Linked DNA regions of Homo sapiens: regions 1, 2, 4 and 5 are each linked to region 3. The links are chromatin loops, found by intact Hi-C in ENCODE. Cell type or tissue: HCT116. All regions are shown on one strand.

Evidence for each region. Hi-C counts contacts between places; a loop is a spot of excess contacts. Peaks named below come from ENCODE experiments on the same cell type or tissue, not always from the same donor. Only the 100,000 strongest peaks of a DNase experiment are listed, where the experiment ranks them.
Region 1: it touches region 3 in a loop (10-fold over the local background); 16 of 110 quality-filtered maps call a loop at or near these places.
Region 2: a loop joins it to region 3, with 15 times the contacts of the local background. A loop is called at or near these places in 5 of 110 quality-filtered maps.
Region 4: it touches region 3 in a loop (8-fold over the local background); 44 of 110 quality-filtered maps call a loop at or near these places.
Region 5: a loop joins it to region 3, with 10 times the contacts of the local background. A loop is called at or near these places in 3 of 110 quality-filtered maps.

What each region holds. Positions count from the first base shown.
Region 1 is chr17:41,321,732-41,326,731 of GRCh38, forward strand. It overlaps the pseudogene TBC1D3P7. Among named protein-coding and RNA genes, the nearest start is that of KRTAP17-1, 8.5 kb to the left of the region's middle. In HCT116, CTCF peaks have their summits at 776 and 2,575 (motif pointing right); DNase peaks (open chromatin) are centred at 780 and 2,580; H3K27ac peaks cover 2,309 bases.
Region 2 is chr17:41,495,003-41,500,002 of GRCh38, forward strand. No RefSeq gene overlaps it. Among named protein-coding and RNA genes, the nearest start is that of KRT36, 7.6 kb to the left of the region's middle. In HCT116, a CTCF peak has its summit at 1,897 (motif pointing left); a DNase peak (open chromatin) is centred at 1,959; H3K4me3 peaks cover 548 bases; H3K27ac peaks cover 2,103 bases.
Region 3 is chr17:40,855,251-40,860,250 of GRCh38, forward strand. The region is part of intron 1 of LOC105371777 (a long non-coding RNA gene); the gene reads left to right. Among named protein-coding and RNA genes, the nearest start is that of KRT12, 9.5 kb to the right of the region's middle. RefSeq lists an enhancer at 1,747-2,041. In HCT116, a CTCF peak has its summit at 1,952 (motif pointing right); a DNase peak (open chromatin) is centred at 1,891; H3K27ac peaks cover 717 bases.
Region 4 is chr17:41,660,283-41,665,282 of GRCh38, forward strand. No RefSeq gene overlaps it. Among named protein-coding and RNA genes, the nearest start is that of EIF1, 26 kb to the right of the region's middle. RefSeq lists enhancers at 3-502, 4,911-5,000. In HCT116, a CTCF peak has its summit at 2,570 (motif pointing left); a DNase peak (open chromatin) is centred at 2,579.
Region 5 is chr17:41,519,849-41,524,848 of GRCh38, forward strand. It overlaps KRT19 (keratin 19), which reads right to left. Exons shown (of 6, transcript NM_002276.5): 3 at 4,995-5,000; 4 at 4,531-4,692; 5 at 4,295-4,420; 6 at 3,769-4,149. The coding sequence ends at 3,895. Among named protein-coding and RNA genes, the nearest start is that of KRT15, 3.5 kb to the left of the region's middle. RefSeq lists enhancers at 1-381, 1,495-2,694. In HCT116, no CTCF peak of the experiment used is centred here; DNase peaks (open chromatin) are centred at 2,093, 2,823, 2,953, 4,133 and 1 weaker place; H3K4me3 peaks cover 4,329 bases; H3K27ac peaks cover 5,000 bases.

The DNA of each region.
Region 1 (5,000 bases), 470 kb after region 3:
CTCATTATAGTATTTATTTGTACTTAGTAATTATCATTGCATATTTTTATAGGCCACTGTTATTTCCTTTTTAGAAATTATCTGCTCATTCTAATTAGCTACCCATCTTTCCCACCTTACTTATATGAACTTATTTTATTATGCCAGGTATATTAACTTTTCGTTGTGTCACTCACACATGTTGCAAAATTTGTCCCAGGGTGTATCACTTTCTTTTAGTTGTGTCTATATTTTTACGCACAGAAATTTCTTTCTATGTAGGGAAATCTTTTTTTCCTAGTGTTTTGTTTCAAAAGTTCTCCTCCATCCCCAAATCAGACAACTATTTGCTTTATTTTCATCTATTTTATGGTTGTATTTTTTATACTTAATGCTGCTATCCATCAGGAATTTACTTTGGTGTGTGGCAGATACTGCTTTACAAAAAAAAAAAAAAATCCTAGTTTTCCTAATTGGGGAACTTGACTGCCTATTAAATGAAGTTTGCTGACAAGATCCTGCCTCTACAAAAAATTAAAAAATAAAAAATTTGCTGGGTGTGGTGGTGCATGCCTGTAGTCCCAGCTACTCAGAAGGCTGAGGCAGGAGGATGGCTTGAGCCTAAGAGCTCAAGGCTGCAGTGACTGAGCTCAAGGAGCCATGATCAAGCCACTACACTCCAGCCTGGGCAATGGAGCGAGACCCTGTCTCTAATAAATAAAAAAAATAGTTTCTGTACAAGAAAGAACAGAATGTAGAGATCAAAAACGCAATCATGTCGTCTGTTCTGGCAGCCTCTAGTGTTCATCTCATGATATTACACAAGCAGCTTCTAGTGTTTCCTTTAGAAGCACTCACAAGACAGGCTCTGACACTAGATTCACCAGAAGCAACTCAACAAAAATTTGGTTTGATGAGAGAAGCTTATTATATTTACATGGAACTAATTTAAACCATGCATCCAATTAACGATCTCTTAGCAAAGGAGACACATTATCAGTCCCTCCCTCATGCCAGGCCCTGCTGTGAGCACTTTATACGTGTTTTCTTGGTTAATGCTCAAGATAGCTCAACACAAGTATTAATATCCTTATTTTGTGCATGAAGAAACTGGAGCTCATGGTGATCAATTACTTTACCCAGACAATGCAGAGCTTGGATTTGAACCCAGATCTGTCTGTTTCTGAAGCCCATCTTCCCTCCTCTATGTCTGGCTTTCTGAGAGAACCACAGAAAATTGCAAAGGCCCTGAGGCAGGAGCGTGATTGGCATGCTTGAGGCCCAGAGGGGAAGTCTGCATCTGGTCTGGTCTGGTGTGAGCAGGGGAGAGCGGCAGACAGCTCAGGGGAAGAAGAAGGCCCAGGTTCAATGACCTGAGGCCGTTGCAAGGCTCTAGCTGTCACTCAGAGGAGATGGAGAGCCAGCAGAGGGTCCTGGGTAGAGGAAGGCTCAGCTGTGGCTCAGGCGTTAACCATTCACTGCCCTCTGTCCTCTGCCTTCAACCCTCAACTTTTTGCCTCTCCACTCCACCATGCTGGGTGGGGAGGGCTGAAGTTAGGGAGCACCCACAGAGGCTCTGATGCTGGCCCTGGGACCCAGGAGTGAGAGTGATGAGGAACTGGCTGCACACATGAGTAGGGCAGCCGGATCTGGCCAGAGAAGCAACACATGCACCCTTTATCTTGGACCCCTCACCCTGGCTCCCTCTGAGTTGCAGGGATGCCCAGCTGGGCTGCCAGCGGACATGGGGCCTCACTATGCTGACATCTACAAAGGCACTGATCGCCTTGGGATTCTGCAGTGAGTCCTCATCCCTTAAAGCACCAATCTCAGCTCAGGGATGGGTTTTGCCCTTAGAAAGGCCTTTCTGAGGCAAGATGTGTCTACCTGGCTCCAGCCAACCTCCTTTTCAGGGCCAGAACTCCTCCCTGGCACCCCTGCAGGTCCAGCCCATGGTCGTTGTTAGGCCAGAGGTGCGTGGCCCATCTAGGGAGCGTGGTTCATCTAGGGAGCGGGTGGGAATGGAGAGAGGGCTAGGTCAGGCCCCTGGGCTCTCAGCAGTTCTGTCTCCAAGTTAGCACAAGAGGAGGGGGGCAGCCTGAGGGTCTGGCCCTGTCCACTTTCTGAGATCCAAGGGTTGTGGCCACAGGGTGAGGGGATGCTTGGCCCAGCCTGGGGGCAGTTGTCCGGCAGATCTCTGAGGGCCCACCTGCCTGTCTTCTTCCCCATTCCCCATGGGGAAGGGCATGGGGAGAATGAGGGCTGTGGCCCTGGGGGAATGGGGGAGAAGATGGGTAGGGCCATGTTCTGGGCGTCTCACGGTGAGACCAGGGAAGCAGCAGAGCTTGTGGCTAAAGGCCCTGGATCTGGTGCTGGGAAGGAATCTGGGGCCAGGTAGGAGCCCAGCCTGGAGCTGATCCCTCGGGGGTCATAGGATAGAGAAACAGAGGATCCCAGGGAAGGTGGGGTGGGAGTGAGCTTATGGGCTGTGCCACTTCTGAAATGCACCCCAAAGGAGCCGATGGTCTGGTGAGGATGACAGAAGGGGTGGAGCCAAAAACACCAACTCACCTGGGACTCGTCAGCAGAGTCCCAGCAGAGGGAGCCGGTCAGTCCCCAAGGCTCTGCGTGGCTTTCCAGAGACTCTGCTTCCAGTTGGCTTGGACAGCACGGTGTGCAGAAAGTGATGGGGGAGACTGACTTAAGGCAGGCGGGACAGTGGGAGAGGACAGTCAGGCGCCCCAATCCCAGCTGCTGCAGTGTCTGGGAGGAGGCTGAGGGCTGACAGCCAAGGGCTCCAAGAGCCAGGTGAGGCTGGAGGTGGGGCAGGGAAGCCATCCTGGCCATCTGTGGGGTCCTCGGTCACCCATGTCACCCTTGGCATCTCCCCAGCAGCCATCGGCAGCCCAATGAGAGAGCAGACAAGGCAGGCATGTGAACAGATCTGGGGAGTATCACTCGGGGGTTCTGACAGGACAAGGATCAAAGAAGGGCCAGGGTGGCTGGGGAAACATTCACCATCTCTGGGTTGACAGGATGGCAGAAATTGGGGAACAAGCAGGGTGGGTGGCTGGAGTGCAGGGAGAGGCAGGTGGATGCCGGGAGGTCAGACCCTGTGAGGGCTTGGGAATGTCGGGTGGGATGGGCCCTGGATGCACCCTGGGTACACCAGGCAAGTCTCAGGCCAGGATCCCTAAACCTCAGCAGGGTGATGTGGTCACTCCCTGAGGGACTCCTGTCAGGGCCCGGCTACCCACCCTGGGTGGCACCTGTCCCGTCTCGGGCTGATTTTTCTCAGCCACCCTGGCCAGGTGACCTCCACTTTTAGTGAAGGCACCTTCCTGTGTCGCCAACTTATCTGGAGCCTTTAGAATGTCTCTGCTGAGGGCCCCACAGAAGCCCAGGACTGAACGGATACCCCCAGGGCTACACAGGTACCCCCAGGCCCCAAATGAGACGCCTTTTATCTCCATCAACAGAGGACATCTTATCCCCCCGTGGCTGCCCTCTGTGGCCTGGAGCCACACCCTCTGGCTCTGATTCTGTGCAACTGACTGTCCCCTCCGTGAGAGTCCTCCTGCCCTCCTGCTGGCCAGGCTCCAGCTGCCCTTGGTGCCCACAGATGGGTCGATGAAGCCCAGATGGCAGCATCTCCCCTTCCCATGTACCCTGGCCCGACCCCACTTCCAGGAGACGACCACGAAACCCAGCACCCACCCAGTTCTTCCCGCCCTCTGTCATGGCCTCAAAGTCAGCCTTGCCTTCCTAGCACCCGGGCCCAGGAGGCCTCCAGGAGCACCTCCGGCCAGGCTCCAGAGGATGTTCCCATCCCTCTTCCCCAGGGCCAAGGCCGCATGGTGGGGTCACCAGGTGGGAGGGTGGGAGGCCCGGTGTTCATGGGCCTTTGCAGCTGCCCAGCAATTCCAGCCGACAGTTCCACATCTTGGGAACAGGCTCTGATTTCATGATGGGCTGGAGGCTTCTCAGGATTCCACAGCCCAAATGGCACAGGGGTCCAGGGGCTCCAAGACCACCAGGAGCATGTGGTACCCACGTCACACCCCAAGACCATGAGGCACTTGGTGAGTTTATGGTCCCCTCGACTCTTCCCTAGAGGCCCAGCATCCCATGGGGCCAGAGGAGTCGGGGGTGCTGGAGCCCCTCGTGGGGCTGGTGAGAGGCTGAGTCCCAGCCAGGGCCTGACCTGGGACGTGGGGTTCTCCATGTACTGGGAGTTGGGTTTCCTTTCCTGCCCTGGAGGAGACAGAGGCACAGGGACAGGGGCCCAGCTCCTGCAGAGCAGGGCTGAGGGCAGTGTGTCCACTGGGAATGCAGGAAGGGGGAAGGTGTTGTGGGGAGCCCTGGACACCACCCAGTACTCTGCACTTGGGGAAGGGTCTTCAGAGGGCCCTAGAAGAAGGAGGTTTTTAGGGCAGGCTAGGGGGCCCTGAGCACCTCTGTTCCTCCTGTCGGGACACGGAAGGGCTATGTGCTCAAGGTTCCTCATTAGCTTGGCTTCTACAGAGGGTGATCAATGGGATAAGGAGGCACAGGGAGACCGTGGCTCAGGGACCCTCCTTGCCCTGCAGTGCTCTACTTCCCCAGCCCAGGGGTCTGGCTCACCCCCAGCCCACAGGAGGCTCAGGCAGGTCCCTGTAGGACACACAAGCAAGGCCCTCTGCCCAAGAGGGGTCATCCCCCAGCAGAGGCCAGGGCTCAGGCCCAGCCTCATGGATAGACTGACCCAGGACCTAACTTGGGAGGGCTCAGGGAAGCCAGACCCAGCCTCCTGGAGGGGTCAGATGACCCTCATGGGGAGGGTCACTGACTCTGGGGGACTGAAGCCCCAGTGGGCCCAGATCCAGCCACCAGCCTCCAGCCTGGACGAGCCAGGGCCTCCCACACCTGTGTCCCCACAGATCTCTCTCGGGCTCACCCTAAGCCTGTGGAGGGTGTATTTGGTAGAAAGGAACAGGTGTTGATGCCAATGGCACGCACTGCCTTCAAGGTTCAGAGGAGTA
Region 2 (5,000 bases), 640 kb after region 3:
CCTGCTGTTCCTGGCCTGTTCCTGAGCCCCCATCAGGCCTTGACCTTCATCGGGCCTTCAAAGTCCCACTTGACCAGGCCCGGAGTTACTCTAGAAATCTCATCTCCCCCAAAATACAAAAGTATTTTCTCTCCCCCTGGGGTGTGGTTTTTGCACTTGCCCAGGACTTCAAGGTTCTGCTCCAAGCTGCTTTTGCCGTGGCAGATGCCCAGAGAGCCACCCTAACTCCAGCCTTAAGCCATACCTCTCTGGTCCTCTTGTGGCCAAGCTCGGCCTTCCACATCTCAGGGCCCACCACCTTCTCCCCTGGGGCCAGCGCTCCCTGCACAGCTGCACTGGCTGCCAGCTCCCATCTGGAAGAGTCCACAGTCTCCTGCTCAGACTCACCGAGTCCCTAACTCCCCCACCCCACTTTTATGGTTGGAGCATTTCAGAGCGTCCTTTCTCTCCTTGGTGTGCTTGAAGAAGCTGTGATTGTGGGAGATGCACAGCCAGGCCCACTGGGAGAAAAGAGCTGGTACCTCAGTGTCTAGCGTCCCCTTGATTCAAGTATCACTTAGCTGAACCATAAAGCGAATTTTCCAAACACCCTGTTTGATTGGACTTGTAGTCTGCATTTACAGGGGCCGGCATGCAATTGATTTGACTCTCTTCCTACGAACAACAGCGTGTCTGCAAACCAGACTGCGGGCTCCGGGCTGTAATTAACCATGCCTGACACTGTGGATTTTACTTTCAAACTGGTCTGAGATCCTTGGATGAAAGAAGCCACAGTCATTATGACTGTTCATAAAAAGGGATACCAGCTCTTGGCCAAGTCCCCCAAATACCCACCCCCAACAGGTGCCTGTGCAAGTCTCAGCAGCACCCGCCACCTGCTTATTTTCTTTCAAACTCTGCAGGAGGATGGAGGGTGTAAAGAGTGCCCAGCTCTTTTGAAGCCCCCAGAGGAGCTGCTCAAAGGGACACAACCCACATATTCTGCTCTGCTCCAGCCACCAACAGTCCCAGGGACACCATCCAAAAGAGGCCAGTTCCCTGGGCCGCCCCTCAGATGCCCTGACCCAGGCAGGGAGGAAGGAAGGGCCCCCACAGCTGGATAAGAAAAGCTGGAAGTGGCCAGGCGCAGTGGCTCACATCTGTAATCCCAGCACTCTGAGAGGCGGAGGCAGGTGGATCACCTGAGGTCAGGAGTTAGAGACCAACCTGGCCAACATGGTGAAACCCTGTCTCTACTAAAAATACAAAAATTAGCTGAGTGTGGTTGTGCATGTCTGTAATTCCAGCTACTTGGGAGGCTGAGGCAGAAGAATTGCTTGAACCCAGGAGGCAGAGGTTGCAGTGAGCAGAGATCATGCCCCTGCACTCCAGCCTGGGTGACAGAGCAAGACTCTTTCTCAAAAAAAAAAAGAAAAAAAATCTGGAAGAGTCCATCACACCCATCGCCCTGCACCTCCTGCTGTGACTTTGCTTCCTAATCTTCCCCAGAGCTTCCCTTGGCTGGGACAGTGAGAGTCCCCTGCCAGGAAGGCCCAGACACCCCATCTCATACTCAGGATCTTCTATGGATCCTCAAAGCTATCACCCAACACAGAGGGGGAGCAGGCGCCAAGGGGGTCTCAGGCCTGGAATGTGCCTGCAGCCACACCCTGCCTGTCAAGGGTCTTCTGTGGATCCTCAAAACTATCACCCAACACAGAGGGGAACAGGCGCCAAGGGGGTCTCAGGCCTGGAATGTGCCTGCAGCCACACCCTGCTTGTTAAGGGCCCAGCTGGGGACCGGACGGGGCCCTATGTTGAGACCAGGCCCGGCCAGGACTGGGTCTAGGGCCCAGCCACTCCACCCTGTATCCCAGCAGGTGGCCATTGAGGCACTGATCTGCTTTCTGGGGTGAGCCTGCCCCCTGCAGGGCCTGGGCAGGACAGCCATCGCATTGAGGAGGGCAGCAGCCTGGCTCATTCCCCAGGGTGGAGCCAGGAAGAGAGGGAGGTGCCTATTGCTTGGGGTGAGGAGGAAGTGGCTGAAGCACCAGGAGTCACAGAACAGCGCCACGTCTCTCCACCTCTGTGTGCCACCCGCTGCCCTCCTCCCTCCAGAACCCGACCTGGCTCTGAGGTGCCAAGACACCCCAGGAACATCACAGGCTTGATTCCTTCATCCCCTAGGCTTTGGGGTCTGGGAGAGAGCCTCACTTCTCCCCCAGATTCCTGGAGCCGAATGCTTGACCCTTGGCAAAGGACCAGCCCCAGTCTTGGAAAGCACATTGGAACCACAGGTCCCAGCTCTCCCGCTGGGCAGGTCTTTGACCCCGTCCAGACCTCAGTCTTTCCATGTGTAAAATGGGCACAGCTGTGCCAATTCATGGGATTGCTGTAAAGATGAAATGAAAGAAAGGATGAGAGTAAAGGATGCGCTACTGTGTCCCCCTTTCCGTTATCTCTTTCATTCCGGCATCTCTTGTGCTGACATGGCCTCATTCACAATCATTGGCATGGACATTAGCCAGGTGCCAATGGAAAGGGGCTGTTTCCTCATAGCCACAGCACTGGGAATCAGCGGTGTGAGACTGGCATGGGCGTGGCACCTAGGTCAACCCTGGGAAGGGGAGCATTGACCCAGCAGGCCTGATAAATCTGCCCTCACTTGAATGGCCGCCCCACACCTGATAAAGAGTTGAGTCCCAGAGAGAATGAGGCGGATTCCCCACCCACTGCCTCTCCTACCCTTCTGACCAGAGAGCCGGGATGACCACCTGCTACTCCCAACTCAAGAAGGCTCCTGGGGTAGCTTTGGCAGAAACACCTGCTCTCGGCCTGCCCTCTGAGCTTCCCCGGGATTCCTGATGGGGCCACATAGGTCCTCAGATGGGGCCCAGCTTCTCAGTGTCCTTGCTGGGGTCTGGGTGAAAGGCTCCCAGGCCAGAGTCCCCACTGGGCCTAGAGTGCAGCTCATTTCACTGCTCCTGTGGGCAACTACCCTCACCCCCCACCAAGTTTTGCAAAACTAGCTCAGAGAATGAGGGGGCTGCCCCTAAACAGCCATGCCCGGGGTCTCAGGAAGAGGGGCTGCTCTGGGCCCCATAAGCCCTGGGATCTGGACCCCAGGGTGCCTTGGAGCAGCCAGGGTAGCTCAGCATTGAGACCCCAGGCCCCTCTCTCAGTCTAGGGTAGGGGCTCCTGTGCTCTCTGTACAATACTTACTTACCACTTTCATTTCCCATAGCTTGTATCTATTTATTCCCTCATTTCTCCATTCAACACATTTATTGAGCCCTTATAACGTTCTAGGTATGAGGATGAGACTGACGATGAAACCAGCCCTACCCAGAAGGAACGCATAGCTTAGAAAAGAGAACGAGAAAGATCATGACCAGAGGTATCTTGTTTACTGAGCACTTACTATGCACCAGTGACTGTTCTGAGCACTTGACTTTAATTAACCTATGAGGAAGGAAGACTTAGCAGATGAGGAAGTCAGGCCAGGAAGGTTAAGTAACTTGCCCAGGATTACAAATGCAGATCAGGTCCCTGTGGCTCTGGGCTCCACAAACATTGCACTCCAGTCATTGCTGACAGCACAGGGTCTTGCTGGGATCGGTGGGGAAGACCAGAGAAGACCCAGAGCAAACGATGAAACCTGAGCAGAGTTGTGAAGACTGTTGACTGTTCATTGCTGTGGGTGTCTCCTCCTACCTTCCTGTTAACCCGTGGACTCCTTGAAGACAGAGCCTTCTTTTCATCTGCCTCTCTTTCTCCAGGACCCCACACAGTGCTTGGTACACAGTGGTCACTCAATAGATAGCTGCTGACCAAATAGGTTACCAAAAACGTTAAAAGGTGCCGGGAGCAAGGGCATGTCCTGTTTCTCTTTAATGCCTTAGCTCCTCTGGTGCTGTTCCAGGCACGTGAACTTGAGCCGAGCCCCACCTTGTTCTGTAGGAACAAGTGGGTGGCGGGGTCTGGGGTGGGATTTGGAATGGTGGAGGGTAGACACCTTTCTGCTAGTTTAGCAAGCTGGGCCAGGCATGTCTGAGCAACCACTGTGTGAATAAGACAACTGTGTGCAGCCCATACTCAGGCTTGAGGTGGGGGAAGAGAAGGAAGACAAGGAAGGGGGAGACCACACAGGGGAGCAGCAGAGGGGAGGGGAGGGAATATGAAGATGGTGCCAGAGGAAGGGGGCAGATGGCCAGGGTGCCGGAACTCCATCTACCCTCTGCCTTAAGCCCCTTAACGAAAATCAAATGGCACTGGAGGGGCATTTCCCCAGTTTGTTCATTCACCTCTGCCTTTCATCAGCACTGACAGAGCCCACCTGCACTCTATTGGATGAGAGACCCCCCCCCCCCCGCCCGCTTTGAGGAAGGCACAGCCCTGCCTTTCTCACTGTCACTTCAGTGACACTTCAGCGATACTGTCAGTTCTAGGACAGGTGGGCACACACATGTGAACACCCAAGTGTGCCCCACCCCAGCCAGGTGCTGCAGAGGAGGGGGCATCCATCTCAGTCTGAATTTTGAATAAAAAACTGGTAGTCTCCAATAAAATGATGACAGGAGTGTGGAGAGAGAGGAGAGAAGAAGGTTGGGTCAGACAGAGGTCTGTCACCGAACAAAATCCCCAGGGTGCCCAGCCACCTGCCTGCTTCCTCAAGGGCAGTTTGGGATGGCAGGAATTTGGGGTGAGTGAGGGAGGCTAGTGTAGGAGCCAGAGCTGGGGAGAGGCCAGAAGAAGCTGCACCACCAGGACCTGGAGGCAGGCGAGGTGTCTAGGCTTTCCTCAGTGACCAGCAGGGAGCGATTGGGGTGTCTCTAAGCTGAGAAGAAGACTCAGTTTCCAGTAATCACCCCTGCTGGAGTGTGGAGCATGGAGGCAGGGAGGCCAGTGAGGAGGCTGTGGCCACGTGCCCATAGTTAGGACCAGGAAGGACATTATGGCTAATGCAGTGTCCACGGGAAGCATTGTGAAGGGGGTGAGGGACAGAGGAGGCCAGGATGACT
Region 3 (5,000 bases):
GCACCTTTCATCAGGCATCTGACATTTGACTAAAATGGCAGTAGTCTGAGGTGGGAGGATCACTTGAGCCCAGGAATTTGAGGCTGCAGTGAGCTATGAGCACACCATTGCACTACAGCCTGGGTGACAGAGAGCGACCCCATCTCTGAAGAAAGCACATCTTATAGTTTCAAAGTGCTTTATGGCTTGTTAAGCTCCTTCACAGAAGTTGGCTTATTTGATGCTCACAACTTGTGATAGAGGGAAGATAAATATTATTCCCCCCTCCCCATATGTTGGGTGAGAAAAGTGCACTTTTTTTTTTTACAAAAGTGGAATAATTTAGGATTGTGCATGAAGGGAAGAAAAAGAATAAATATGTCTGGGGGAAATATGTAAACCAGTTCATTTCTTTAGTTGTAGAGAGACTTTTTTTCTTTGCATAATAATAGCAGGTAATATTTAGTGCTTACTATATGCCAAGTGTGAATTGACCCATAGAATTCTCATAATAGGGCGTGAAGCAGGTATCCTTTTTTGCCTTGATTTTAGGGAACAGAGAACTATGGAACAGAGAGGTAAGTAAAACCATTAGAAAGTGCCAGAGCTGGGACCCAAACTCAGGCCTTTGAACTGTGCTTTTAACCTCTATGCTCAGTGGTGTACTGGTGTAAAACAGTTTTCTGGGAAATACATTTTAAAAGCCCAAGTTCCATTTGTGTAAATACTCCCATCATGGCCAATTTCAAGCTGCCCATGGTTTAATAGCCAGCTTGGAAAATTCCTGAATATTTACTGATCAGTGATTAAGAGCCAGCTTGCCCTAGGACACCTTTGACGATCCTACATGGCCTCTCTGCGCCTGTGGACAGTATCATCTGAAGAAAGAATATTCAATTATTATTTTAAAATTGACTATTGAGTTAATATTTACTTACAATGAAATATATTCGTTTTAAATGTGCAGTTTGAAGAGCCTTGCTAAATGGACCCATCACCACAGTCAAGATACGGAACACTTCCATCGGTCCCAAAGGTTCTCAGGTGCCCCTTCCAGGTTAACCAGTTAATTCTCACTCCTCCCACACCTTTCAGCTCAGGTGACCACTGAGCTTATTTCTGTCACTATAGATGAGATTTTATCTTTCTGAAAGTTTCATATAAATGGAATCATACAGTATGTATTCTTTTGTGTCTGGTTTCTTTAGCTCAGCACAATCTTGGATTCAGTTCCAAGATTTAAGAAACATTTACTACCCCATAAAAAAATCATTTACTCAGCTATATGATTAAGAATTTCATTTTCATTTGATATTTGAGTATGTTTTTAAAGCCTGAGTAGTTATTGATTGGCTGGTTTTCTTAACTCTAAATAATTGCTAACTTTCTTTTTCACTTTATGCCTTGTAGAACTGCCTCCTTACTGGTGAACTTTTTGGAAACTAATTATTAGTTAAATAAGACAATTTTAATTTGCTAAGTTGATCGTTGTAAAAGGTTTGCTTTTTTTCTTCTTTCTTGTTTTAAAAGATAAACCTTCTAGTATCAATACATCTCAAGTGGCTTGAACACACAGGCTTAGCTTATTTTTATTTTATTTTATTTTATTTTTTGAGACGGAATCTTGCTCTGTTGCCCAGGCTGGAGTGCAGTGGTGTGATCTTGGCTCACTGCAACCTCCGCCTCCTGGGTTCAAGCTATTCTCCTGCCTCAGCCTCCCTAGTAGCTGGGACTACAGGCGCACGCCACCACTCCTGGCTAATTTTTGTATTTTTAGTAGAGATAGGGTTTCGCCATGTTAGCCAGGCTGGTCTCGAACTCCTGACCTCAAGTGACCCACCTGCCTTGGCCTCCCAAAGTGCTGGGATTACAGGCATGAGCCACCGCGCCCAGCCAGGTTAGTTTATTTTAAAGTTCATTTCTTGAGACTCCAGAAGATGGCACTCTTACAAAGCCTAAAGAAATAAAGCTTTGGCTTTGTTTTTCTACGTGGTTGTTTTTCTAGGTGGTTCCTTCCTGCTGTGACCCATTTGCAAAGCCATTTGTTTGGGAGAATAACATTTATTTTTTTTTCTGATTATCAGAGTCATATATGCTGTTTGTTAAACATTTTAATAAAGGTATTCTTCAAACCCCTTGCTAATCCCCAAGAGATAACTACTATAACAGTTCAGTATATATACAGTATTTTCCAGACCTTCCACTAGCTTTTACACACAACATATGCATATCAAAGTAAAAATTTAAATTTGTAAAATTTTAGATTTTAGGATAATCATAAACAATGTACTTGTCTTTTGCTATAGGATTCTTTATTCAGTTTTTTTTTCTTAGGAGTTCTTTTCTTTAAAGACAGACCTTCCACTTCTGCAATTCATTACTTGCCGAGTCCAAAGGGACCTCTCACATCTGTGTTGAATTAGGGCTTGTGGCCTAGTGAATGAGGGATAGACTCTCATGATAAGGATGCTGCTATGGTCTGAAAGTTTTTGTCCCCCCATATTTGTATGTTGAGACCTAATCACCAATGACCCAGTATTAGGAGGTGGGGTTTTCGAGAGTGGATTAGGTCATGAGGGTGGAGCCCTGGCGAAGGGGATTATTGTCCTTATAAATGAGGCCCTGGGGCATTGCTTTGTCCCTTCTGCCATGTGAGGATATATCGAGAAGCTGTGTATGATCCAGAAAGCGGGTCCTTATCAGACAGTGAAGCTGCCTCCAGAACTGTGAGAAATAAGTTTCTCTCATTTTTAAGCCACGCGGTCCGAGGTATTTTGTTCTAGCCGCCCGAAGGGACTGATAGATGCTGTGCTAGTTGCATTTCTTGTCAGTGAGAACAGGGCAAAGTGAAGTTACATAATAAGAAATGTAATGCTTCCTTTGCCAAGTGAAGACTTATAGGATATTTTGGCCAAGATAGTATCAGAAAAGGACTATTATTTGGGTCTTGCTGGCTGTGCCATGAAATCCTAGCCATTGGAACTTCAATGGGAAATTTTGTGAAATCACGAATTTTTTTCAGATAGTTTTTTCCCCCACGATATAACCCTGCCGGTAGCTGACTTCCCCAAGAGCATATAGTCCAGGAGACCAAGGAAGAACTGAAAGGCCTTTGTGATCTATCTTTGGAGGTCATATACTGTCACTTCTTCAATAAATCTGCTCCTCGTTCATTGTGAGAAGGAACTACACAAGGGAATGAAGACCAGGAGGCAGGGATCACTGGCACCAACCTGGAGGCTGCCACAAGTCACCAATATGTGGGTGCTATTTAAAACCATGGGATTGGCTGGGTGCGGTGGCTCACACCTGTAATCCCAGCACTTTGGGAGGCCGAGGCGGGCAGATCATGAGGTCAAGAGATGGAGACCATCCTGGCCAACATGGCAAAACCCTGTCTCTACCAAAATTACAAAAATTAGCTGGGCGTGGTGGTGTATGCCTATAGCCCCAGCTACTCAGGAGGCTGAGGCAGAAGAATCGCTTGAACCTGGGAGGTGGAGGTTGCAGTGAGCCAAGATTACACCATTGTACTCCAGCCTGGGCAACAGAGCGAGACTCCCTCTCAAACAAACAAACAAAACCCATGGGATAAGATCAGGGAGGAGAGGCTGGGGAGGGATCAGATGAGGTTACCTGGGGAGGGAGTATAGAGAAAAGACAAGAGGATTGAGCCAACATTCAGTCACAGAAGTCTGAGAAAAAGCTGCCTACAGAGTGATGGCTCTGGGAGCTTTGTGGTAAAAAATTTCCAAGAGAAGGGAATGCTGAGAAACTATGGTACTAGCTAATAAATGACCCTTGCATTTATACTTGTGCAAAATCCTTTCCCCTTTGAGTCTCACACCATTCTTATGTAGTTGTAAGGAAAACAGATGTTATTTAAAGCAGTAACTATTTGCAGACACTTTTGAGCACCAGGGAAGTAGAATCCTTTATTTATTACTTGGGGGCTGTGGACCTTGTTCAGAGGCCTTGATAAAATCCTTTTGAGTCTGAAAGGTAAAGGTTACCCTAGGATGTGTGCTGGAAGGTGAAGGCTAGACAAAGAGAGCTGAGCGTATAATAAAGTGAGATGAGTGGAGGATCTGAAACCATTAAAAATATTTTTTTCTTTTCTTTTTTTTGAGACAGGGTCTTACTCTGTTGCCCAGGCTGGAGTGCAGTGGCACGATAACAGCTCACTGCATTCTTGACCTTCCCAGGCTCAGGTAATCCTTCCACCTCAGCCTCCCAAGTAGCTGGGACTACAGGTGTGCACCCCCACACCCGACTAATTTTTTTTTATTTTTTAAATTTTTTTTGTAGAGACAGAGTTTTACCATGTTGTCCAGGCTGGTCTTGAATTCCTGGGCCCAAGCAATCTGCCCATATTGGCCTCCCAAAGTGCTGGGATTACAGACGTGAGCCACTGCATCTGGCCATATAAATGATATTAAAAGGAAAAGCTGCATACTGAAGCAAATCAGCTTAAGTTGGCTGACTAGCCATTGGCCTTTGGACTCAGCTCTGGAATTCCTCTTGTCTAACACAACTCCTCCCTCTCCCTTCTGCTTCTTTGACACTCCTTATTCACCATGTCTCCTTGTTTCTTCATCCCACTTTGGTTTCATACAGTAAATAATAATAAGACACAAATATTGAGTACTTTCTAGGTGCCAATAGTTTCCAGGTTCCTAGTGCTTTAGGTACACGACCTCATTTCATCTTCACAAAACCCGTGCCATGAAGCAGGTGCAGTCATTGCTATCATTTCCACTTTAAGAAACTGAGGAACACAGAGGTTAAATTACTTGTTATTAAGTAGCAGAGCCGGAAATTGAACCCAGTGTGATGTTAGAGGCCAGGCTCTTAATCATTGAATTTTGCCCATTTTCCTTTTAGGGTTTTGAATTTGGCAACCCATGTTGAACCACCATCTACTCAGGCTGAGACTTTGGCTGCCTTTTTCCCTAATGCAGAACATGATTTTTGTTACTGACTTGTGGGTCTGACCTGCCCCAGTGGGGACCCCACCCTGG
Region 4 (5,000 bases), 810 kb after region 3:
GAGCTCACAGTGAGCAGGGAAGGGGAGGGGATGCAGACACGGCCACCAATTCCCAGGAAGAGCCTGCCTCAGGACAGAGCTTCCAAGCCTCAGAACAGCAGGTGCTGACTCAGTAGTGTGGGATCTGGCCCAACACTCTGCATTTCCCACCAGCTCCCAGCGGACGCCAAGGCTGCGGGTCCCAGGCCACACCCAGATTAGCCAGGAGTAAAGGAGGTGTGAGAAACATGGCCCTAGGAACACGAAGGGCTGGGGGACAGGCAGGGCAGGAGAGTGGCTAAGAGATGTGCCTGGATTCAGGTCCCAGCTCTGCCTCCTGCCCATCGTGGCCGTGTTGCTTCCCATCCCCCAGCCTCAGAGCCCTCAGCCCTAAGGTACCCCCTGTAACAACTGCCCCCACGTCACCAGGTCCCAGAGGCTTCAGTGAGACCAACTGGCCTAGGGCCCCTGTGGCACCTGACACCCTGCAAGCACTTGGTAATCGGGAGATTATTTTTAAGTCAGGGTCGACTGGGAAGAGGCACAAGGGACGTGTTTGGGGTGAAGGGAATGTTCTCTGTCTTGATTATGGTGGTGGTCTCTTGGAAGATGTCAAGGACAGGGGATTCACCAGGAGGAGGGACTGCAAGAGCAGAGGCCTGCAGGTGTGGACATGCAGCCAGGGAGGACAGATGACAGCTAACCTTCACTGAGTGCTTTCTACAAAGTGGAAGACAGCCAGGGGCCACAGTCGGAAGGACAGAGTCCCACCCCCCACCCCCCACCCCCACTCCAGGGGTGGCAGGAGGGTGGAGCCATGGAGCCTGGCTGTGAGCTCCTGGGTGGGCTGGCAACACCTGCCATGAATTGGGCACCTATTAGCAGTCAGGCACTGGTGTGAGACTTTACCTAGTCAGAGCCCGCCTGTCTGTCTTGTGTGGCCCCAAGAGCTAAGAATGATTTTCACATTTTTAGGTAGTTCTTTTAAAAATCAAAAGAACAGGCTGGGTGCAGTGGCTTGTGCCTGTAATCTCAACACCTTGAGAGGCCAAGGCGGGAGGATCACTTGAAGCCAGGAGTTTGAGACCTGCCTAGGCAAGAAAGCAAGACCCAACAACAAGAAAATGTTTAATTAGCCAGGCATGGTGGTGTGTGTCTGTAGTCCCACCTACTGTGGAGACTGAAGTGGGAGGATCATTTGAGCCCCGGGAATTTGAAGGTGCAGTGAGCTATGATCGTGCCACTGCACTCCAGCCTGGGTAATAGAATAGGATCTTGTCTCTAAAATAAATAAAATAAAGGAAGAAGACAGCCAGGCATGGTGGCTTATGCCTGTAATCCCAGCACTTTGGGAGGCCAAGGTGGGTGGATCACTTGAGGTCAGGAATTCAAGACCAGCCTGACCAAAATGGTGAAACCTCATCTCTACTAAAAATACAAAATTAGCCGGGCGTGGTGGCGCATGTCTGTAATCCCAGCTACTTGGGGGCTGAGGCAGGAGAATCGCTTGAACCCAGGAGGTGAAGGTTGCGGTGAACAGAGATCGTGCCATTGCACTCCAGCCTGGGCAACAAGAGCGAAACTCCGTCTCAAAAAAATAAGTAAATAAAATAAAGAAAGGAAGAAGAACAATACAGTCGATCCTCCATATCCATGGATTCAACTAACCACAGATGGACAATATTCCAAAAATCAAAATTGTTTCTGTACTAAACATGTTCAGACTTTTTTTTGTGGTTATTCCCTAAACAATATAGTATAACAATTATGGCGGCTGGGCACGTGGCTCACACCTGTAATCCCAGCACTTTGGGAGGCCAAGGCAGGCGGATCACTAGGTCAAGAGATCAAGACAATCCTGGCTAACATGGTGAAACACCGTCTCTACTAAAAATACAAAAATTAGCCAGGCATGGTGGTGTGTGCCTGTAGTCCTAGCTACTCCAGAGGCTGAGGCAGGAGAATCACTTGAACCTGGGAGGCGGAGGTTGCAGTGAGCCAAGATCGCACCACTGCACTCCAGCCAGGGCGACAGAGCAAGACTCCGTCTCAAAAAAAAAAAATTATCTATACAGCATTTACATCGTATTAGGTCTTCTGAGTAATCCGGAGATAATTTAAAGTATACAGAGGGTGTGCGTAGGTTATATGCAAATATTACTCCATTTTATAGCAGTGACTTCAGCACCTGCAAATTTTAGTATTAAGTAGAAGGTCCTGGAACCAAAGCCCCATGGAACCCGAGGGACAGCTGCGTTTTGTGACATCTGAACAGCCACCCCCACGCACCCACGGGTTGTCCCACACCACAAGGGCAGCGTTGAGTGGCTGCGATAGAGGCCTTACAGACCTTCAGTTTTTCTATAAATCCCATGAAGTAGGGGTCAAGTCCCCACTGTACAAAGAAGAGTAAAGGGGCCACCCAGCCTTCCTTCCCTGCTGCTGTTAGGACCTCCTCCTCCACCCACTCCTGGTGGGACAGACCCAGCGCCCCTTAGCCCAGCAGGTACTCCTGGCCCACCTCTGCTGCACCCGCTCACCTGGCGGAGCAGCAGCGCCCCCTGCCGGTGGTCCGGGGCTGGCCGGCGCGCCCTAAGGCCGGACTCTTAGCTTCTGCCACCACCTGGTGGCCATTTCTGGAAGCGCAGCTGGGAGCCCAGATCCGGTGAGCAAAAGCTCTCGTGGGTTCCAAGAGAGGCCCTGCTGGTCCAGCCAGGTGTGGCAACGACCAGCGCGCAAAGTATTCCAGGCAGGGCTTGACGCCTCCAAGCTAGTATCCACTGAAAAAGTTTCACTTCGTCCCTGCTTTTTCTTTTTTTTTTTTTTTGAGACAGAGTCTTGCTCTGTTGCCCAGGCTGGAGTGCAGTGGCACGATCTCGGCTCACTGCAACCTCCGCCTCCCGGGTTCAAGCTATTCTCCTGTCTCAGCCTCCAGAGTAGCCAGGATTACAGGCACCCACGACGCTGGGTAATTTTTGTGTTTTTAGTAGAGACGGGGTTTGCTATGTTGACAAGGCTGGTTTCAAACTCCTGACCTCAGATGATCCGCCCGCCTAGGCCTCCCAAAGTGGTGGGATTACAGGCGTGAGCCACCACGCCCAGCCCTTGCTTATTATTCCATCGGTGAGAAAACACCTGACAGAGCTTAAATGTTTACTAACTGTGGCTGTGAATCTCTAACCCCTGGGGAATTGATCAAAGACCATGAACTATGGCCAAAAGATGATGGAGGGGATGTGAAGGTCAGCTGACTTAAGTCCCTTCCCCCGTGCATTTGGCCTTGAGTACTTCATCATTCTTTCTTAACTTCATTCGTTATTCATTCTTTCAGCAAACTCTTCTTGAGCACTACACAATGTGCGGTGCCAGGTGCTGGAGAAACACCTGAGAACATGCAAAGCAGTCCGCCCTCATGGAAGTGACTAACAAATCATTCACAAGGTGTGATGAGGCATATTTGGAGGGGCAGAGAAGCCACTTGAGCATCACATATGGGCAGCGACTTGACCTTGTTGAGTGTCATGGAAGGCTTACAGTGGCCTGAGAATGGGTCGTCTAGCCGACAGGGTGGAAGAACCACATGTGCAAAGTTCCAGAGCTGAGGAGTGTATCCAGAAAGTGGCTGGAAGAAGGACTGACCGGCAGGAATGCAGAGGTTGATGGAGAGAGGAGGTGAGGCAGAGCTGGAGAGAGAAGGGGGCTGAGCCAGACAGAGCCTCCAATGCTGGGTGGATCTGCAAAGTTAAGGCATCTGCTCATGCTCTGGGGCAACAGGGGGCCACTGCCTGTCCTGGGAGGAGACAGAGCACATTCTGCTCCTTAGTAGAGCCCACTGTATGACTGGGCAGCTCTGCTAGCTGGAAAGTTCATTCTGAGATGAAATTGATGCCTCCCCTGCCCACAGGCTCCTGAGGCATACACACAGATGGAGGTGCTTCCCTGCCCCCAGCACAGCCCCTCACCCTATAACAGCCTCACTGGCTGTTCCCTGGCAGAGGCCCTCACACAGGGTAGGCAGGAGGGCACGCTGGATGTGAATCCCAGCTCAAGCCCTTACCGGCTGTGTTGTCTGTCTCTTACTTAACCTCTCTGAACTTCCATTTTCTCCTCTGACTTCAGGGCTGCACATGTAAGAGGGATAGTGTTGGGAAGTGCTTAGTACACATTAGGTACTCAGTGGTGATAACAGAGGTGGTGACAATGACATGGTTTATCCCCAGCTGACCTTTTCCAGAAAAGATCCTATCAGTCAGTGTTCTGCATTTTAAAATGTGCCACCAGGATGGGGCACGGCAGCTTGAGCCTGTAATCCTGGCACTTTGGGAGACTGAGGCTGTAGGATCGCTAGAGCCTAGGAGTTTGAGACCAGCCTGGGCAACATAGGGAGACCGCCCCCACCGCCCACCTTTACAAAAAAATTAAAAATTAGCCGGTCATGGTGGCATGCATCTGTAGGCTCAGCTACTCAGGAGGCTGATGCAGGAGGATCACTTGAGCCCAGGAGGTCAAGGCTGCAGTGAACCATGACTGAGCCACTGCAATCCAGCCAGGGCAACAGAGCAAGATGCTATCTCAAAAAAAAAAAAAAAAGTGCTATTAAGAGCTGAACTCTGTTCTGGGGGGAGTAGCCTTTCCTTCCCTTCTCTGAGCCTCAGTTTCCCTATATATAAAAGAAAGGAATCAGATAAGATGGCCTGAAAGGCTGCCACCAGTTCTAATGCTCTCAGGTCCTGCTCTCTGACCTACCCAGGACACATGGAACCATCATCACCTCCTTGATCCAGGCACTCTACTCCTCATAATGGAACCAAGATGGTCTTCACTTTATTTTTTTTTTCCCATTGTCCCTGTCCTTACTGCCCTCTGTGTTATGCCAACCTCCTCTGAGTTAACTGAGGCTCAGAGGCTCAAGCAGTCTTTGCCACCCTCTCCCCACTGTCCCCCCCACCCCTCACTCTCCCACCAGACTGTCTGCTCCATCCCCGTCCCAACTGCTCCCACCTGGACTCCCTGCTGCCCTT
Region 5 (5,000 bases), 660 kb after region 3:
CAGAAGGCTCTATGTGCCTGAATGCTGTGGAAGGGAAGAGAAGGGAGACTGGCAGGCAGGCTGGAAGACACCGGAGATCTTGAAGACCAAGGCATTGCTTCACACAGACGGGGAGTTGAACACTCAGGAGAGCCCTTTTCTCTGCCACCAGCTCAGGGACACCTTTCCAGGGACACCTGATACCTGTGGGCAGTGCCACTTGGAGGTGTGGCTCAGCCCTCTGGACCTGGCCCCAGGGCTTACAGAAACTCAGGAGGAGGATTCCTAGCCCAGGTTGCAGCATGGTGAAGTGGACAGGGCTCTGGAGTCCCTCAGGCCCGGGTTTGAATCCTGGCTTTATCAATTATCATGGTAAGACTGTGAGGCCTGGGTTCAAATCCTGACCCTACCAATTACCATGGTAAGACTGTGGACATTTACCTTTTTAAGTCTCTGTTTCCCTGTGGCAAGGGGCGCTCTCAACTCTCACTTCCAGGGAAGCCCTGTGGCCCAAGAGCCCCCATCCTGCCCCCTCCTGGATCCCCACCCAGGTGCCAGACATGCAGGGGCCAGGGTGCATGACCGGCACCTGCGCCTGAGTGCCCTCACCAGGAGGGGCTTTGTCGTTGGGCATCAGAACATGCCCTGTGAGCCTGAGCATGTTCTTAGGCTCAACGGCATCGACCTTCCATAGCCAGCTCCTATGGGGCAACGCAGGTTGTTCTTAGGTTCTTATTTTGCTATAATAGCATAATCCTTTACTTCTACCCTGCACTTTGTGATTTACAAAGCACTTTTGCATCCATCACCTCCTCTCATCCTCACAACAGAGGGTGACCCCCACCCAAGATTCAGAAAGAATGAAATTGAAACTTGGAGAGGTGAAGCAACTTGTGCCAGGTGGCACCACTGGTAAGGGGCAAAGCCAGGACTCAAACAGGTCCTCACACCCTCAACCAAACAGGGCACAGGGAAAGAGTCCTTCCTGCAGACCCCAAATTCCTGCATCTGAGCTGGGCTGGCAAGGGGAACTGCCAGCCAGCAAGGCTGGGGGTGGGTTCCTTCTCATCCATCTTCGCAGTGAGCCTGGCCTCCAATGCTGGGCACAGACAGTGTGGTATTGTCTCATGGGTGGGAGGGTATTGTCTTTTCCTCCGAAAGAAAAATAATCAAACTCAGATCATCCAGAGCTCATTAAAAGCCTCTGCAGACATTGTGGCCCCAGCAATTAACTCAAGAACAATTACTCGCCTTTCACCCCAGGGTGAGGAAGGGCTGGACCCCAGCCAGATCCCCTTCTGCACCTGACTCTCCTCCAGCAGCCCCTCGAGGTGGCTTTCTCTATACTCTCAGGCCCAGGCCAGGGGCGGCAGCTGCCCCCCTCACTGCCCCACGCACAAATCCCTGGTTTCAGTCCAAACCGCTACTGTGAGCTCCAGATCTGGGTGGGGCCCGGAGCCTCCTCATTAGCACCAGGTGGGATGGCCTTGCGAAGATAAAGCTCTGTCTGGCCCCAGCCCAGGCTGTAGCCCCGGGCCCTGCCCCAGGCAGCCTGCCCAGGATGCTGTGCCAGTTTCTGACCTTTGCCCACTGCAGCCAGATGGGGCCATCTGTGGAGCTGGCCTTTTCTCCTTAGAATGAGGCAGTGCAGCCCAGTGGAAAGAGACTCAGCCTCTCTGAGCCTGGTTCCTGATTTAAACTTAGGCCATTAACACAGACTCCCCTCAGGGCCATAGTGAGCATTTGAGGGCACAAGGAGAATGAAGTCTCCAACAACCTTAGAACCCTCCCACACCTCTCCTGTTCCCCAGGGAAATGCCAGGGAGAGGGGGTGTGTCCTGGAGCCCAGAGACTTACCTTTAAACCCCTCTTTTCCCATTTACCAGCTGTGCGGCTTTGGGTAATGCCGCCTCCTCTCTCTGAGCCTTAGTCTACCAATCAGGAAAATGGAAATAACTCCAGCTCAGCCTGACTCTCAGTTGGAGCAAGATGACTCACAGGAAATGCTCAACAGACTGAAGTGGCCACGATGACCAGCAGGATGTAAAGGCACTCCCCTCAACTTCCCCACTCCCCTCTCCCTCCTATCCCAGGTCTCCAGGCTGAGACAGAAAAGTGTCCCCAGTCCAGCCCCACCCTGCACTGTGCACACACAAAGGCAGGCTTCATTCCTGACACTCAGGCCTGAGACCTGACAGTCACCTGCCCCACCTGTGTGGGCCCAGACCCCGCCCCGCAGCCACATTCCAGGGGCCCCTGAGGCAGAGGGAAGGTTTCAGCTGTGACAAGGGAGGCTTTCATGGGCAGGGACAAGCGCCTCTGGGCAGTCCCAGCTGGGGGTGCAGCCAGGCCTCTCCCTCCAGCTCCAAGGCTTCCTGAGAAGTTAAGTTGGGGGTGGTGGTTTGTGGGTGCTGGAGGCCAGAACAGGACAGCTAGGGAGGGGGCAGAAGGGGGTCCCAGTCCAGGCTACAGCAGCGGGGCTCTGGGGTTACATGTTCATAACCAACCTTGAAACAGCTCCTCCTTCGGGATTGCCATGGCCGTGATGGGGTCTCCAGCCTCCTTAGCAGGGTGCTGAGTACATTTGGCAGCATGCGGGCGTGGAACTAGTGTCCCTCACTTGCCCCCATCACTCATAGGGTTGGGCCTGCAGCCCTCACCTCTCCACCAGGAAGAAGTGGGACTTCTTTTGGGGCCTCTTCCTTACCTTGAATTGGCCTCAGTTCTTGGCAGCTGAGATGTAAACCACAGGAGCAGGGCCATACCTACCCAAGGGCAGAGTTGTACCAGGAAGCTGGGACTTCGTTCTTTTGCTGGCCCAGGGCAGGCCCCAGGCAAGCCAGGGTTGGGGTCTCTGTGGGAGGTCTGGGTCACTGCTGGGTCCCATTCTGGGCTCTGGGCCCAGGTATGGGCTGGTGGGCGTTAAAGGGCTTATGCAGGGCTGCCCCAAAAATGGGTGAATGTGTTAGTGCATGCACACACACAACACACACTGACAGGTACAGCCTCCCCAGCCTTGCTCCAAGCGGGATGCCTGGCCCCAAACCCCCAGTTTCAGTGAGGTGGAGAAATGTGTCGGGAGGAACTGCCCCTAGGGATCCCCGGCCTGAGCCTTCATAGGGCACAAGACTGGAATGTCAGCAAGACCGGCACAAGTGGCGTCAACTCCAGGAGACCACCTGGCAGGGGCTGGCACCATGGGCTAAGAATCAGGCAACTTAGGTTCTAGTCCTGGCTCTACCATGTAGTTGCTGTGTGGCCTTGGACAAGTTACTGAACCTCTCTGAGCCTATTTCCTGATCTATAACATGCAGCTCATACTACCTTTTAGGGCTGTTTTTAATTCAATGGCACATAGTAGGTGTTCAATAAACATTAATTTCACACAGATACCTCAACGCCCTGGGGAGTAGAGTAGAAAGAAAACTAAATCTAGAAGCAAAAACAATTTCAAATCCCACCTTTGCCATGCATTAGAGCAGTTACATATAGAAAAAAACACTTCACCTCTCTGAGCCTTAGTTTACTTTTGTAAAATGGAAGCAATGCTTATTTCATGAGGTTATTTTAAGGAACGGGTTAAATAAATGAAGACTTCTGTAAACAGGAATTACCATTACAGGCAAAGTATGTGAGTACCCTCCCCTCCCTTTCCTGGGACAGAGTGAACTTTGGTTCAAATAAAACCTAAACAGGGCCAAGGCAGGACCCATCTCTCCATGGGCTCAAATAACAAACCGAACGACCTATTCTCTCCATGGGCTGAAATAATAAACCAAACGTCCTTCCTCCCTTGGACCATAAATTTTTATTGGCAGGTCAGGAGAAGAGCCGGGGGTAAGGGTCCCTTCCTTCCCATCCCTCTACCCAGAAGACACCCTCCAAAGGACAGCAGAAGCCCCAGAGCCTGCTGCCTCAGAGGACCTTGGAGGCAGACAAATTGTTGTAGTGATCTTCCTGTCCCTCGAGCAGGCTGCGGTAGGTGGCAATCTCCTGCTCCAGCCGCGACTTGATGTCCATGAGCCGCTGGTACTCCTGATTCTGCCGCTCACTATCAGCTCGCACATCGCCCAGCTGGGCTTCAATACCGCTGATCAGCGCCTGGATATGCGCCAGCTGGGCTCCAAAGCGCGCCTCCGTTTCTGCCAGTGTGTCTTCCAAGGCAGCTTTCTGAGGATAGGGAGAGGGGGTTGTGACTCAGCAGAGCCTGGTTCCCGGAGAGGGCATGGGCACAGCCACCGGCCAGGCTGCCCTAGGCTGCAAGGGTATAAGTGTGAATTGCACAGGGAAGCGGCGGCGGTGGGGGGACACATACCATGCTCAGCTGTGACTGCAGCTCAATCTCAAGACCCTGAAGGGTGCGCCGCAGGTCAGTAACCTCGGACCTGCTCATCTGGAGCTGCTCCGTGTGGCCAGCGACCTCCCGGTTCAATTCTTCAGTCTGCAGAGAGAGGAAGAAGAGGGAATAAGCATTGAGTCAGACCTTCGCGTAGGGAACACAAAGCCCTCCCCTTCCTAACCCCCAAAGGGTGCCTGCTTCCCTCTACCTACCCGGCTGGTGAACCAGGCTTCAGCATCCTTCCGGTTCTGCTCGGCCATGACCTCATATTGGCTTCGCATGTCACTCAGGATCTTGGCGAGATCGGTGCCCGGAGCGGAATCCACCTCCACACTGACCTGGCCTCCCACTTGGCCCCTCAGCGTACTGATTTCCTGTAAAGATACAGCAGAGATGGGCATGTCAGGGCCCAGACCCCACTGGGCCTGGCCCAGGTCACTTCCCCACCCTTCAGGCTAAAGGGGCTTAGTTTTCAGGTGCAGGCCTAGTAACTAGCACTGGGGGACAGACTGGGTCATCACTGATTCCTCTTGGAACCCTGGGATCCATGATCCCACACCCAGGGCCATGGTGAGGGTGCACCAAGTGTTACCACGGTCAGAGAATACAGAATAAAAGAGTCTTCAGCCCTGGGAGGTTAGGGAAGGATGGAAGAAAGGCCCAGCTTCAAACCCACCTCCTC